2 separate regions of the Homo sapiens genome follow, and region 2 is linked to region 1. Evidence: chromatin loops called from intact Hi-C (ENCODE). Cell type or tissue: mammary epithelial cell. All regions are shown on one strand.

Region 1 (8,000 bases):
ATGGCCTTTAGTTCATGTGTTTCTAGCAGCTGAATGTGGTTTGCTTGTAGGAATGAAATGGCCCTAAAATGTTAATTGATTCAGTTTGACAGTGCTTGCCATATCATAAATCAATATGATGTTTTGTGCACTAGTGATAAAGTAGTGGTATGGGAGAAGGACCTGGTAGTTATGGGATGAGTCTGGTTGTTTTTAGTCATTTAGTTTTTTTTTTTAATGGAACTCGGGAAGACAGAGATTCTTTCTCCTTTTGGAATGCTTGTATGTTGTGGAGAAGGACAGGGTAAAATCAGTATTATTGGCCAATCTTAATCCTAATCAATAATATTAGACTCTGCTTATTTAAAAAATTACATCTATATTATATACATATTATATATACACACATATTTGAGATCTGATTCAAACTATATATTTTAGCTATATATTGCTGTATAAGAAATTACTCTAAAACTTAGTAGTTGAAAGTAATTTAAAAAATTTATTGTCCATCTATTTCTGTGGATCTGGAATTAGACAGGGACAGCTTGCCTCTGCTCCATGATTTCTGGGTCCTTAGCTGAAGCCTTAAAGACTAGAGGTTGGAATTATCTGGAGGCCCTCTTATTCATATGTCTAGAGGTCAGTGCTGGCTGTGGTGGAGGCCTAGCTGGGATTGTTGGCCAGAATACTCACACATAATCTCTTCCTGTGACCTAGGCTTCCTCACAACATTCTGGATGGGTTCCTAGGACAAGCATCCAGAGAGAGAGACATCCAGGTAGAAGCCGTGTTGCCTTTTATAACCTAGCTTCAGTGATAGACCTTATATTCAGTGAGACAGTTACAAAGTTACAACCTGGTTCAAGGGAAAGGAGCATAGATACCCTCTCCCCGACACACACACACACCTTTCAATTGATGCATGTCAAGGTCACATTATAGGAAAAGCAAGCAAGATGATATATATACATATATGTTATATGTATATGAAATTATATATATTTATCATATATATCTCATATATATATATGTTGAAGCAGTCATCTTTGAAAAACACAATCTGTAATACTATACCATTATCTCATCTCTTGAATGAACAGCCATGCCATATATACAAGTGTTTTGATTTTATTGGCAATGTCTAGAGACATTTTTGATTGTCATATGGGGGATGGGTAGTATTTGCTACTGGCATCTAGCCTTAGGGGCCAGGGATGGTGCTAAACATTCTACAATTCATAGAAAAGCAACACACACACACCCACACCCACACACACCCACACCCACACACACCCACACCCACACACACCCACACCCACACCCACACACACCCACACCCACACACACACGCACACACCCACACACACACACACACACACACATACAGAGAGAGAATTATCGGTAACAGAGGCTGAGAAATCCTGTCTTATAATTTTAAGACTCTACAAGTATTTAGAATACTTAAACTGTAGGGGGAGGAACCAGAATTATCGGTAACATAATAGAGGTTGAGAAATCCTGCCTTATAATATTAACACTCTACAAGTATTTAGAATAATTAAACCGTAAGGGGAGGAACCTATAGAAAACATCAACTTCCTACAAGTCTTCTAACTATAAGATTTTATTTGCAATGTGGTATTTATATATGGCATGGTCTACAAATAGCAAAGATCATTTCCTAGGCAAATTTTCATTTCGTATATAATATGCTGAATGTCAATTCTCGGTGAACAAAAGAGTTTATCAATATACATAATCCATGATTTTTACCTATCCTACATTTCCACACTTTGAAGGCATTTTGCCATCGTCTTTTTTTACCCTTGTGTGGGTAACTTATTTGTGTACTACTTGGAAGAGTATTTGTCTTAAAAATTGCTTTATGTTAGTTTTGACCATCCTCTTACCTGTCCTGAAACCTAAGCTCAAAGAAAATAAACAATTTTAATGTAGAGCACAGAGATATCAATATAATTTCCTTAGGAAGTCTTGGATGATTCTCTCTTTTATTAAATGTTATACATGCTATATAACCCTGTCTTTGCTGCTTCTCCTTTTTCATATTGGTCATTCACTAAGCACAAGAAGACATCTAATTTTGAAGAGCTGGCTTTCTAGTAAAGATGAAGCTGAAGGGTTTTCCCCTCCCCTCCACAGCATGTTCCACTGGGTGCACACAAAGCAATTACAACTCATGTCAGCCCTTTTCCATGTGATAGCATCAGCAATTTTGCCCAGGGCTTCTTTTCTGATGAACAGTAGCAGAAATAATGGCCTAATTCACTAAAAACAAAGCAAAACAAAAAACATTATCCCTGTTGCTTTCTCTAAAACAATGCGATATTAACCAAAGTCCTTCCTAATTAAAACAAAGCTATCCAATTATGCATTTTAATACTGTGAGGATTTTTAACAATATCAAAGTGAAAAAGATTCATTAGAAACATATTAAAAACTAGGCCATGCGTGGGTGGCTCACGCCTGTAATTCCAGCACTTTGGGAGGCTGAGGTGGGCGGATCACTTGAGGCCAGGAGTTTGACACCAGCCAGAGCAACATGGTGAAACCCCATCTCTACTATAAAAAAATACAAAGTTAGCCAGGCGTGGTGGCCCCCACCTGTAGTCCCAACTACTTGGGAGCTGAGGCAGGCGAATCCTTTGAACCTGGGAGGCAGAGGTTGCAGTGAGCCAAGATCACACCACGGTACTCCAGCCTGGGCAACAGAGTGAGACTGTGTCTCAAAAAAAAAAAAAAAAAAGAAAGAAAAAAGAAACAAAGAAAAGAAAAAGAAACATATTTAAAAATGAGGAATTAACCTGAGCTCAGACAGAAACAAATTCTGGTCTATTTGAATTTCTTGTGTTTTAAATATATTTCCAAGTTATTTATGGATCCCAGGAGAGTCTACTTTGTCTTTCAGTGCTGGTACTATCACAATTTGACATATCCTCAAGCCTTTAAATGTAATTTTAGGAGAGATGCTTTAAATATCCTGTTAACTTCAGGAAATAGTGGCGCCATGTTTATTTCAACGCGAGGAACAATGAATTCTTTCTTGAAGTACATTTCTGAATTTCTCTGGGGTTCAATTTATTTTCCACATACCCGCCAAAATAGGAATAATCATATCTCTCTACATTAAAGAATACAAGATAAAAGACCTTGTAACATTTTATCATGTTTAAAATAAAGCAGTAACAATAAATAGTTATGCAACAAGAAAACAACTTTTTATCCTAGGGGCAGAAAGAGGGCAAAAAGTTTCTGAAGAATAGAATTCCACTAGAGGGCAGTGCACCCCAGTGGAGGCTCAGAGCAAATGTGCACAGGACGTCTGATTAAGAAGTTATGTGGCAAACACGGAAAGTGTTTGTGATATAATATTACTATAAATAAAACAGCTACAGGAATTTTTTTACATGACTTCAGATGCTCCTTGAAAATCACATATGTTTGTGGTCAAATATCGTGCAGTATTTGAGAACATGATCTTAGACCTGGGGTCATTCCTCTGTGCACCACTGTCCTTGGATGAGTTGTTTAAAATCTCTTGAGTCTCAGTTTCTTTATCTGTAAAGCCAGAGGCAATTACAGATACCACATAGGACTGTTGTGAGCATTAACAGGGATCATATATATATAAAAGTCCAGCATGGAACCAGGCATATAATATTGCTCAGCAAAAAAAATCACAGGATGATGATGACAAAAAATACTAAAAAGGAAAATAAAATAATTTTAATTATTGGAGTAGGTTGTTTAGAGATTTATTGCATAGTATATCTTATTTACATTTACAATGGAGAGCTTGTGATGGAATATATATTTTTATTGACTGTAAATGAAATTATTCTCATCGATGAGAGAATAATTCTATTATTCTCTTCAGCATTTTAAACTCCAGAGAGAAAAATTTTCATGTAGCTACAAAATGTTATTTTTCTCATTTTAATGTCTAGAATATCATTATCACATTTTTGCTATTTCTTTTCATTTCCTAAATGAATAAACTGTCAACACCCAAAGGAAAAAAAATGGAATATACAAATAAGTTATCTCTGAATCCTTTTAAATATTATTCCTCACAAGTTATGTAGCCTTGGGATAGTATAGTATATTTCTCTTAGAACTCTCAGTGTAAGAAAATTTCATCTGATGAAAAATAGAAATATGTCAAATATGACAATTACTCTTTACAAAATGATTGTTTAAATATGAGTTCCTGTAATCATTTAGGAATTTCTTTACAAAATAACTACATGTTACAGAGGCAACAGGGCATTGTAACTTAAGGCTAAAATACTCCATCACTGACAATGAAAGGTCATTCAGAAATAAAGATTGAATGTCTCTGAAATTATAGTATGAATCAAAGTGGAAATATTTAATTTATAAAATTTTGATTTATACATGTCCCCTCTGTTCTTAGCCTTTTAAAAGTAGCTGACTCACCCACCTATCATGTGAAAAAGATCAACTAAAAGCCAGCCCCAGGCAATAACTGTCATCACAGGCATTTGTCAAGATTACACCTACTATTCCTACATCATGGCTGCATCAGTGTTACCCAGATGACCGATATCACCATCATCACCAACATCTCCACTATAACTACTACTTCCTCTGACTATATAAACTTATTGTTCACTTTTTTCATCTCCCTATTTATTTGACCTCACCTGGCCAGTTAAGAGAGGAAATTGGTTAGGAATTTCCTGTACCTACTTGAATTCTAACCTCAGATGTAAATGACAACACATTCTTATGAAACTAAGGGTGGCAGTTACCCAAATCCGTGTCTAAACCAAGGATAGATTCTTGGAACATCAGGCTTTTGATAACCACTAGGAAATATCATCAGACCAGGAAGCTGAGGAGCTGTCCCCCTAACCCACCTGCCCATCACAAATGAGCTCTAATGGAAGATGGCTGAATAGAAGGCTCCACACTGATTGTCCCCCACAACAGGAACACCAAACTTAACAACTATCTACACCCAAAAAGCACCTTCCTAAGAACCAAAAATCAGGCGAGCACTCACGGTACCACGTTTGAACTTCATATCACTGAAAGAGGCATTGAAGAGGGTAGTAAAGACAGTCTTGAATCGCCGATGCCACTCCTCCCCCATCCCCCTGGCAGTGGCTGCATGGTACAGAGAAAGAATCTGTGCACTTGCAAGAGAGAAAGAGCAGCGACTGTGAGACTTTGCATTCAACCCAGTGCTGTCCTATCACAGCAGAAAGCAAAACCCAGCTGAAGTCAGCCAGTGTGTGCTGAAGGAGGGAGCATCTAGATGAGCCCTAGCCAGAGGGAAATTACCCATTCCCGTGGTCAGAACTTGAGTTTCAGCAAGCCTCATCACCACGGGCTAAAGTGCTCTGGGGCCCTAATAAACTTGAAAGACAGTCTAGGCCACAAGGACTGCAACCCTTAGGAGAGTAATAGTGCTGAGCTGGTTTCGTAACCAGTGGACTTGAGGGGTACACCACCTACTAAGAAGCCAGCCGAAGTGGCTAAGAGAGTGCTTGTGCTATTCCTCCCATAAACTCAGGCAGCACTGCTCACGTTCCAAAAGAGACTCCTTCCTTCTGCTTGAGGAGAAAAGAGGGGAGAGTAAAGAGGACTTTGTCGTGCATATTGGGCCAGCTCAGCCACAGTAGGATAGGGCACTGGTAAGAGTCATAAGGCCCCCATTCCAGGCCCTAGCTCCCAGACAACATGTTGAGACACACCCTGGGCAAGAAGGGAACCCACTGCCTTGAAGGGAAGGGCCCAGTCCTGGCAGGATCCATCACCTTCTAGCTAAGCAGCCCTTCAGCCCTAAATAACCAACAGTGATACCCAGGTAGTATACCAGGGGCCTTGAGTAAGACTCTGAGATGAGCTGGATTCAGGTGAGACCCAGCACATTCCCAACTGTAGTGGCTACGGTGAGAGACTCTTCCTGCTTGAGAAAAACAGAAAGAAAACTAAAGGGGGCTTAGTTTTGCACATTAGGTACCAGCTCGGCCACAGTCAGGTAGAGTACCAAGTAGTCTCTTGGGGTTCCCAATTATAGGCCTTGGCTCTTGGATGGCATTTCTGGACCCACCCTGGACCACTGGAGAGCACATTTCCCTTAAGGGTGAGTCCTAGGCCTGGCAGCATTTACCACAAACTGACTGAATAGTGCTTGGACCATAAGTGAACATCAGCAGTAGCCCGTTAGTACTCCCAGTGGGCCTGTGGTGGTAGTGGCTACAGGGTGAGGCTCCTTTGCCTATGGAAAGGGAAGGGAAGAGTAGGAAAGGCTGTGTCTCATGGTTTGAGTTCCAACTCAGCTGCAATATAATAGAACACTGGGTACATTTCTAAGGTTTTCGACTCTAGTCCCTAGCTCCTGCATGGAATCTCTGTGTGCACCCTAAGCCTGCGGGAACTTGCTGTCATGAAGGGAAGGACACAAGCCTGGCTGACTTTGCCACCTGCTAATGGTAGAGCCCTAGGGCTGTGAGCAAACATAAGTGGTAGCCAAGTAGTTACAGTGGGCTTTGGCAAAATCCAGTGCTGTGCTGGCTTTAGATATGACCCAGTGCAGTCCTAGTGGTGAAGGCCACAGGGGTGCTTGTGTCACTCCACCCGCAGTTACAGGTGGCTTAGCACACAGAGGGAGACTCTGTTAGGGAGAAAGTAAGGAAAGAGAACAAAAGTCTCTGCTTGGTGATCCAGAGAATTCTTCTGGATTTTATCCAATACCACTAAGGCAATACCTCTACAATCTATAAGAACTACAATATTACTGAGCGTGGGGTGACCCCTAATTCAGATACAGATTAGATCACAACACCCACATCCTTTCAAACACCTGGAAAGCCTTCCCAAGGAGGACAGGTACAAACATTCCCAGACTGTGAAGGCTACAATAAATACTGGACTCTTCAATGCCCAGACACTGATGAACATCCACAAGCATCAAGAGCATGCAAAAAAACATGACCTCACCAAACGAACTAAATAAGGCACCAGGGACAAATCCAGGAGAAACAGAGATATGTGACCTTTCAGACAGAGAATTCAAAGAAATTCAAGATAACACAGAGAAGGAATTCAGAATTCTATCAGATAAATTTAGCAAACATTGAATTAAAAAGAATCAAGAAGAAATTCTGGAGTTGAAATATACACTTGACATACTGAAAAGGGCATCAGAGTCTTTTAATAGCCGCATTGATCAAGTAGAATTAGTGAGCTTGAAGACAGGCTACTTGAAAATATACAGTCAGAAGAGACAAAAGAAAAAAGAGTAAAAAAAGAATAAAGCACACCAACAAGATCTAGAAAATAGCCTCAAAGGGGCAAATCCAAGAATCATTGGCCTTAAAGAGTAGGTAGAGAAATAGATAGGAGTAGAAAGTTTATTCAAAGGGATAATATCTTGGAACTTCTCAAGTCTAGAGAAAGATATCAACATTCAATACAAAAAGGTTAGAGAACACCAAGCATATTTAACTCAAGGAAGACTACCTCAACACATTTAATAATCAGACTCCCAAAGGTCAAGGATAAAGGAAAGATCCTAAAAGCAGCAAGAGAAAATAAATAAATAACATACAGTGAAGGTCCAGTACACCTGGTAGCAGACTCTTTTTTTTTTTTTTTTTGAGTCAGAGTCTCACTCTGTCACCCAGGCTAGAGTGCAGCGGCATGATCTAGGCTCACTGCAAACTCTGCCTCCCGGGTTCACGCCATTCTCCTGCCTCAGCTTCCCGAGTAGCTGGGACTACAGGCACTCGCCACCAAGCCCCACTAATTTTTTTGTATTTTTAGTAGAGACGGGGTTTCACCATGTTAGCCAGGATGGTCTCGACCTCCGGACCTCGTGATCCGCCTGCCTCGGCCTCCCAAAGTGCTGGGATAATAGGCATGAGCCACCACACCTGGCCGGCAGCAGACTTTTGAGTGGAAACCTCACAGGGCAGGAGAGTAGCATGACATATTTAAAGTGTTGAAGGAAAAAACTTATCCTAGAA
Region 2 (8,000 bases), 260 kb after region 1:
AAAAGTATGTTGTTAAAGAAGTAATTCAGTGCAACAGGATAACTACCATTGACATAGCTTCAACAAATGCATCTAAACAATGAGAGCTCTTATTGCTCTATAATATTATCGAAATTACTTAAGAATAATCTGTTCTTTGAAGGAAGGAACTGAGCTGGTATGACAAAGATTCTTTGCTGGTGATACTTAAAAACTTTTCATCAACAAATTACGTGATGCATGCTTAGTGGTTTTGCAGCTAGCCCCAGACTGAGCAGGTGTCTTTAACAAACACTTTAATTTTAAAGAAAAGGAATTTAAAAGGACCCTGATAAACCAAACAGGCAGTTTGTTAGAATATGAGAAAATTTATTGGCATCATTTGCAAGGTCATTCACTGAGACTAAAAACCTACTTCACAAATAGAAGATGGGATTAATTGGAATCCACAAGTTTATTATGGACAAAGCTGATAAACTGGTACCTTAGCAATCCATGTAGAACCATCATTTAATCAGTGTAACATCTCTGTGTAAAAAGCCTTGGTTATGCTAAGATTCAAGAACAATCCTGCTGTTTAAATCATTATTAAGAGAACTGTTTTGTTTTGCATTTCCTGTTTTGTTTTAAAAGGATTTGTGGTAACTAAAGAGGATCCAGTCAAGAATGGCCTTAAATTATTAAACGAAAGAAATAAAGAATCCAGGGGTCAAAGGCCAATTAGTCTTATTTGTGTTAGCTCAGATATAAGGCCCAGAGATATATTAACAACACTGTTTACTGCCAGGAGGCTTTTTACCTTGAAACATGTAAAGTCCCACCATATTTTGTATGCGTCCATATATCCTCATTCAAAGTATTGAAGGCACTGGGGCTGCAACAGCAAATAAAATAGACAAGCCCCTCCCCCCACAGAGTTTACATCTGAGTGGAGAGACAAACAAAACACAATCTATCTCCTTTTTATCTTCATCTCTCCCTCAAGTACCTCCTGGATGGTCAATTACCAAGATGTCCAATCCATTGATCCTATCACTTTTTTCACTGCTCCACACCCTACTGCTGCTGTCACTTCTTTTTATCATACCCAGCTTAAACTCCACAGACAAACATTATAATTACTCTGTGGCACATAGGCTCAACTCCCTTATTGTCCTTCTTGCCTGGTAAAGCAAACATCCTAGGTTAAGTTCACTTGGGCATCTACTCATCATCTCACTTAGAATGAAAGCTCCATTAGAGCTGAGATTCTGTTTTTGTCCCTACACCCTAGCACAGGGTAGGCATTTAATATCTGAATGAATGAGTAAGCCATATGCCAAGTGGTAAGAAATGCAATTAAAAAAAAATAGAGTAACAGGACTAGAGTGAATGAGGGTAGACAGTGTGTCTCACTAGGGTGGGTTATCAGAAAAAGGCTCTACAAAGTGACATTTAAAGACTGAGAGGAAAGGAGAGAGTTGTATCCTACCAATGATTGCCTCCCCTCTCCCACATATTAATGTATTACTTAAAGGAACTGATTTTTTAAAATTGGATTGAATCATGGAAACATTCTTTGAGAATATGGAAATAATTTAATATTTTTCCCGTTTCCAGCTCTTCAGCTGTAACAGTGACTCAAAATCAATTACATTAAGATTAGTTTTTTTTTGTTTTGGTTTTTTTTTTTAAGTAACTTTGTTGCTTTAAATATAAGTGAAAATACTGTATTTACTTTTGTGTGCTTCCATCTGAACTAAAGTTTCCCATGGTGCTTACCGAGTTAGGTCTGGCTCTGGGAGAGGAGTGGACAGCAGCTGGTTGAGATACATCCCCATCTGGAGACAGGACTGCCACTGACAGAAGATGTGAGCTGTGTCTAAGTCCAGTCTTGTGCCCAGCCGTGTCTGCGCCTTCACTCTTTGGAACTCTGCATACAACATCTTAGCACCATCTTCCTGCAGCTCTTCCTTACCTAAATAAAGAAACAGCCCAAGGGCAGTATTTCTAAAAGCACTGTAACAGCTTTTCATTTTCTCCACATATACTACAAATTCTATAAAGAAAGAAATTAATTTAAAAAAACTAAGATGTTTTTCTCTTCTGGCTTCATAAATGCCTTGCTGTATAAATTGAAATATTGATACTGAACTGTCTTTTTAATGATGACCTAACTTTATTCAACCCATCGGAATTTACTTTTTCCCTGAAATAAGATCTTTTCCACTGGTCTACTACCTGACCATAAACATGTCTGCATTTGAATTCTCTAAACCCTAAATCTGTGTCTATGAAAAATACAAATGACTATTAAATATTATTCTCTTTACTGTTCTCTTTCACCGAAACTCCCAAGCTGTGGTGCATTTGTGTTAAAGAAACAACCTGTGTGTTCAAAACACATTTTGACCTCTGTGTTTTATAGGAGGAAGCTAAAGTATGACTTGGAGAATTTGGCAAATAATCATTTTCTTTTCATAGTAGAGGATAAGGGGCAAGAAGCAACAATCCTAGGAAATAAGGAATGTTGTGTGTTTTTAGCTGTAAGTTTCTACAGATTTGTTTGGGCAGGGGTGCACAAAATAACATCTGGACCAATTTGAAAATAATAAAAAGGAGGCCCACCTTTTACCAACTAGCGAGGAGCAAGACACTGAGCCTGCCTGGGTACAGGGTCCACATTTCCTAAAAGAAAAGAAACAGACCCTTGACATGCCCCTTCTCTTGGACTCAGGTAAAAACTTAATAGGCTTGTGCTCTGAGAGCTTTCTTATACTGTATTTATTATTCAATCAGAGGAAATACTCTAAACCTGTGTTCATAAAGCAGCAGTGGGACTTAACTGATTTGTTTTGTGTTAAGTTGGCTGTCATATAACAACAGTCCCTCTGACAGCTGTCAAGCTTGAGCCTTAATACTTTAGAAACAGGAATCCATGCTGTTTCATTCTTTTATCTAACTTATTAAAATAGTAAACTAGAGTAGCACGATCTAATAGAACTTTCTGCAGTGCTGTCCAATACAGTAGGCTAGCCTATAGCCATATGTAACTACCTGACACTTGAAGTGTGGCTAGTGTGACTGAAAAGCTGAATTTTTAATTTAAATGGAATTTAACTTTGGCCATGTGTGGCTAGTAGCCACCATATTAGATAGTACTATTCCAGAGTATAATTATTATGCATGTTTATACAGTGTTAGAGCATTCATAATCTTTAAAGAGGATATTCCACTGAAGTATTAAAGTGTCCCAGTGTTTCAGCATTTACTTCACCTGGTATTATATGCAGATGAACTTGCCTCAGTGTATTTAAGAGATATTACTGGCCGGGCGCGGTGGCTCATGCTTGTAATCCCAGCACTTTGGGAGGCTGAGGCGGGTGGATCACAAGGTCAGGAGTTCAAGACCAGCCTGGCCAAGATGGTGAAAACCCGTCTCTACTAAAAATACAAAAATTAGCTGGGCGCGGTGACAGGCACCTGTAATCCCAGCTACTCGGAAGGCTGAGGCAGAAGAATCACTGGAACCCAGGTGGCAGAGGCTGCAGTGAGCCAAGATTGCACCACTGCACTCCAGCCTAGGCAACAGAGTGAGACTCCATCTCAAAAAAAAAAAAAAAAAAAAAAAAAAAGGACAAATTACTATTTCTGCCATCACTACTTACATACTAATTGAAACCTACAGCAGAGAAAAAGGAATAAAAAGATGTATAAGCAAGAATGTAGTGGTTGTAGGTATTTAGATAAGTTTCACTTCTGGGCAAGTTTCTTGTGATGACGTTGCTGCTGTGCTAATAACTGGATAGGTAACATGGAATACAAAATGCAGCTGGCAAAATACACTGTCACAATTCACAAGTTAAAGGAGTAGGTGCCACCAAACAGATGGAAGTTGGCAGTACCCCAACACATCTCACTGCTGTATACTTAAGATTCAAGCCCTCCAGCACTGAGCCTGGCACATGAAGTGTTAAAAAATATTTACCAATGAATGAATGATATTTTGGTGCCTCCACATCTAAGTTGTGATACAATTAATGGGAGTAAATAATCCAAGAATACTTTTTTGTTTGTGTAAACTCGAGTAAACAGTTTGCAAGCAACATGCCACAATATACTCCTGTAATTTCCAGTTACCTACCAGGGCTGTTGATTATGGCAATCAAGGGCCCCACTAGCATTGTGAGCAGTAAGGATTGTAGATGATGTAGCTTTGCTTTGGTCTCGGTGTGCTGCAACCAGTAGCAACTGACAGCAATGGGCAACTTCAGTGAAGTAGGGATTGGCTCCAGAATGGTCTGTTTCACCTTCAGGGTTTCTAACAGAAGCATCTGCCGCCTCCTCAAGGAGAGCTGAAAATACACACCAAGTATCCTGCAAGTTACTTTGGGAAATGTCTGTTATTTCTTTTTTCCACCATAGCATGAAGAGATTTAATGCTACTGAAACTTCTGTCAGCTGTTAAACTTATCTTCTTGTGGGAAAAAAAATCAGCCACACTCACAGCATTTAGAACATTAATAAGATGCTTTATAAATATGGTTGGTTGAATGGGTGTACTGCCTACTCCTACACCTTTACTTATGTCATTCCATCCTCTTTGTATACGCTGGTGAGCATCTTCAGTGCACGTCACCTGGGAAGCTCATTAAAAATTCAATCCTTAGGCCCTACTCCATAAATTTTGATTGACTAATCTGAGAGAGAGCCCAGGAGGAATATACATTTTAACTAGCAGCCCAAGTATTCTACTTTGAGAAACAAAGCTGTATACTCAACACCACCTGTATGTGCCTGTGCAACAGGCATTTGCCTTCAGCATGATGCCATTACTAATTGCCTCCAGAAGACAAACGTTGCTTTTAGGAACCCTATGTGGCATATACTCTATTTGTTTGGGTCCTGTCTCATGTCCCTTCCCTGTTGAATGCTTTATTGTCTTTGCATAAAAGACACACAGGGATTGTCCCAGGGTGGCTGCTTGTAGATTAGAGGTATATTCAAGGGAGATAGGAATATTTTAAGGACTACTTGCATTGTGCTTGGAGTAACACGCCATACTTTTACTTCATGGTTTAGCGTGTACTTCAAATAAAAGCTCAGAAGTAAAACAGCTATAAGAGCACTGAGGTTCTTGTTGAAATAATTTTACCTTAATGAATTACCAAGACCTTGTAAGAACCAGAATGGGGACCTTACAGGTCATGCACTCAGGAATATTAAAAGGTCATCTTCTGGGGGACTTTATAATCAAACTTTAAGAAAAAGAAAAGTTGTATTCCTAGTGTCTGCACACAGCCAGAAAAAGATTTTCTGCTTTCTGGAAAGTTGAGATGGTAATAACATTTCTCAGCATGTAACATCTAGTTAGTAGAAAGAGTGGTTGACAGCTGAGACTAAAGATATTAACCTGAAACAAAACACATCATAAATGACAAAATAGTTTTATCATTAATGCATGAAAACTTTAAATAGTACGATTATTTCTAAATACTGCTTTTAATAATATTGTGATACAAATTTTAAAATTAGAAATATGCAAAGAACTTTATAGTATAACCAATTACCCCTACTGGAAGTAGTTTTAACTACTTAAATTTTAAGTAAAGTGGAAACTAAACTCTTAAACTGGTTTTTAAAATGCACTAAGTAGAGCTAAGAAAATACACCAACTCTTTTCTGATATATATTTAAATTACTGAATTATAGAGCCAAGTTACAACTTTTCATAAACAAAGCAGTCTGGGCTTTGACTTCAGAGATGTTCCGCTCTGCACTAACCCTATGGCTTTGGTCGAAAGGTTTCTGACCTTTTCTACAGTCTGTCTGACTTATCTGTAAAATGGTCATTATAATGACTTGTATAAGATGTTTCATCAAACCCACCAGTCCACAGTCCCTTCCAAAAGGGGAAGTACTCAACTCACAGCCCTTAACGTTAGTTAGGTTTTATCCCATGTGACAACTACTTTCCCTCTTCCCCAGGGGGAGCGAAAGCACAAGCCTGCAGAAGCAGCTGCCCCGAGAGGCAGAGATGCCCAGAGAGAGACTGGTCTTGGCTGCCTTACTCCTTAAGAATGATCCACTTTTGTGTCTCCTTATGATTAACCTCCCATTGGTTAACTTGAATGGTGCTCTGTCCATTGCAACTAACATAACCAAAATGAAACCCTATCCCATGTGGTTATTGTGGGAATTAAATGAGAGACTATAAAGTTTTTATTAACAACAGCTGGCCAAAGCAGATAATGTATTACAAGATCTAAAAAACAAAATGAATAGGTACTATCACAAGGTTTCTATACTTGTACTTGCATTTGTGTTTGGAATCACATGAGCACCTGGTACATTTATAATTTTCAGGGGCTAATTAGAACCATTAGCACTGAGCTAAATTCAGAATTGATAAGTTTATGCCAAGAGAAAGCTGGGTGATAGCAGAGCGCAGAGAATGAACTAAAATTTCACTCTATTTTGAATCCAGGTAAATGATGAGAACACTTAAGTCATCTCTACTTAGCAAGGAATATAAGCAGCCTGCTATACTCATGGATTCAGTTGGATTTCCATGTGGGGGGAAAAGGTATCCTGATCCCTATTTCACACCATACGCACCCACAAAAAACCAATTCTAGATACATTATAGATCTAAATGTGAACAGCAAAAAAACATTTTCATGACCGTGGAGTAGGCAGTTTCCTAAGCAGTTCACAAAAGTGGTAACCATAAATAATAAAAATTTAAATTAGAGTATATTAAGAACTTCTGTTCATCAAAACATACTAAAGAGTGAATAAACAATGGGAGAGACTATTCACAATATGTTATTTGACAAAGGACCCGTATATGATAAAAATGAGCAAAAAACTGTACAGAAACTTCATATAATAGAGTATCACATGGCTAATGAACACATGGAAATGGAAGATTGGAAAGAACCCAAATGCTCATAAGCTGTGTAATGAAAAAAAATGTTCTTAAGTGTATAATGGTAATATACCAAAATAGAAAAATGTTACAGCAATGAGAAATGAATGATCAACTACTCACAGCAATGTGAATGAATCTCATGTGGAATAAAAGCCAGATGAAAGAATTCATTTCTAAAGTAATAATTCAGTTAAAACTATTGTGTTGTTAAACAGGAGAGTGATTATAGAGAGTTGCAGAGCGAGTGACTGGAACCAGACACTAGGAGAAGCTTCTAGGGTGGCGATAATGATTCATCTGGATCTTCTTTGCATGGATGTATAGACCTTGCAAAAATTTATCATGCTGTACGATTATTTGGGCACTTTACTGTGTTTATACTCAAGGAAGCATGAATTGCAAAGGAACAAGATGAAACTTTAGGGGTTATGGATACATTGATTATTTTAATTGTAGGATGACTTCACAGATGTAGACATCTCAAAACTCATCAAAGTACACACTTTATGTGCACTTTACTGTACACTACTTATTTCTCAGTAAAGCCATTACATTTTTTTTAAAAAACTCCCCAACAGCACCATTTATGCTTGAGTAGAAATGTAATTTCAGCAAAACATTAATAATGTAGCTAGTTTGAATTTTATTGGTGTGGGTAAAGTTTTAATAAATCCCTTGTTTGAGACTGACTTACGCTCCACTTTCTAGTTTTGTACCCCTGGAAATGTGCTAAAGGTAGATTGTCAGTTGTGTTACCAAGCATTATAAAAATGACTTATAAAATTGCATCTAAGCTTAAACTATATATAAATGAACTATAAACACCTGATGGGGACACCATATCTTGGGGCTTCCCTGAGTGCAGTGTCTTGTAAGTAGGATGTCCCTTGCAGGGACCTAGCTATGTTTATGGAATTATTATAAGAAAGACTGGATCCTATAGGGAACGGGGCTTTTAAGCTACTGAAACCTTTTCTTCTCCTTTATCTAACTGAGGTATAATTCATATGTCATAAAAGTCATCCTTTTAAAGCATACAATTCAGTGGGTTTAGTGTATATATATTTTTAGAGACAGGGTTTTGCTCAACAGGGAGCACAATCATAGC

Evidence for each region. A loop is a pair of places that touch in the nucleus more often than their neighbours do. Peaks named below come from ENCODE experiments on the same cell type or tissue, not always from the same donor. Only the 100,000 strongest peaks of a DNase experiment are listed, where the experiment ranks them.
Region 2: it touches region 1 in a loop (14-fold over the local background); 31 of 110 quality-filtered maps call a loop at or near these places.

Annotation. Positions count from the first base shown.
Region 1 is chr3:130,756,641-130,764,640 of GRCh38, forward strand. The region is part of intron 2 of LOC107986023 (a long non-coding RNA gene); the gene reads right to left. Among named protein-coding and RNA genes, the nearest start is that of PIK3R4, 14 kb to the left of the region's middle. In mammary epithelial cell, a CTCF peak has its summit at 3,274 (motif pointing right); DNase peaks (open chromatin) are centred at 3,291, 4,541 and 5,311; H3K27ac peaks cover 1,119 bases.
Region 2 is chr3:131,014,404-131,022,403 of GRCh38, forward strand. ASTE1 (asteroid structure-specific endonuclease 1) reads right to left here. Exons shown (of 6, transcript NM_014065.4): 4 at 4,103-4,313; 5 at 1,741-1,936. It also overlaps a transcript of ATP2C1 not described here. Among named protein-coding and RNA genes, the nearest start is that of ASTE1, 8.4 kb to the right of the region's middle. RefSeq lists a silencer at 5,828-5,937. In mammary epithelial cell, no CTCF peak of the experiment used is centred here; no DNase peak of the experiment used is centred here.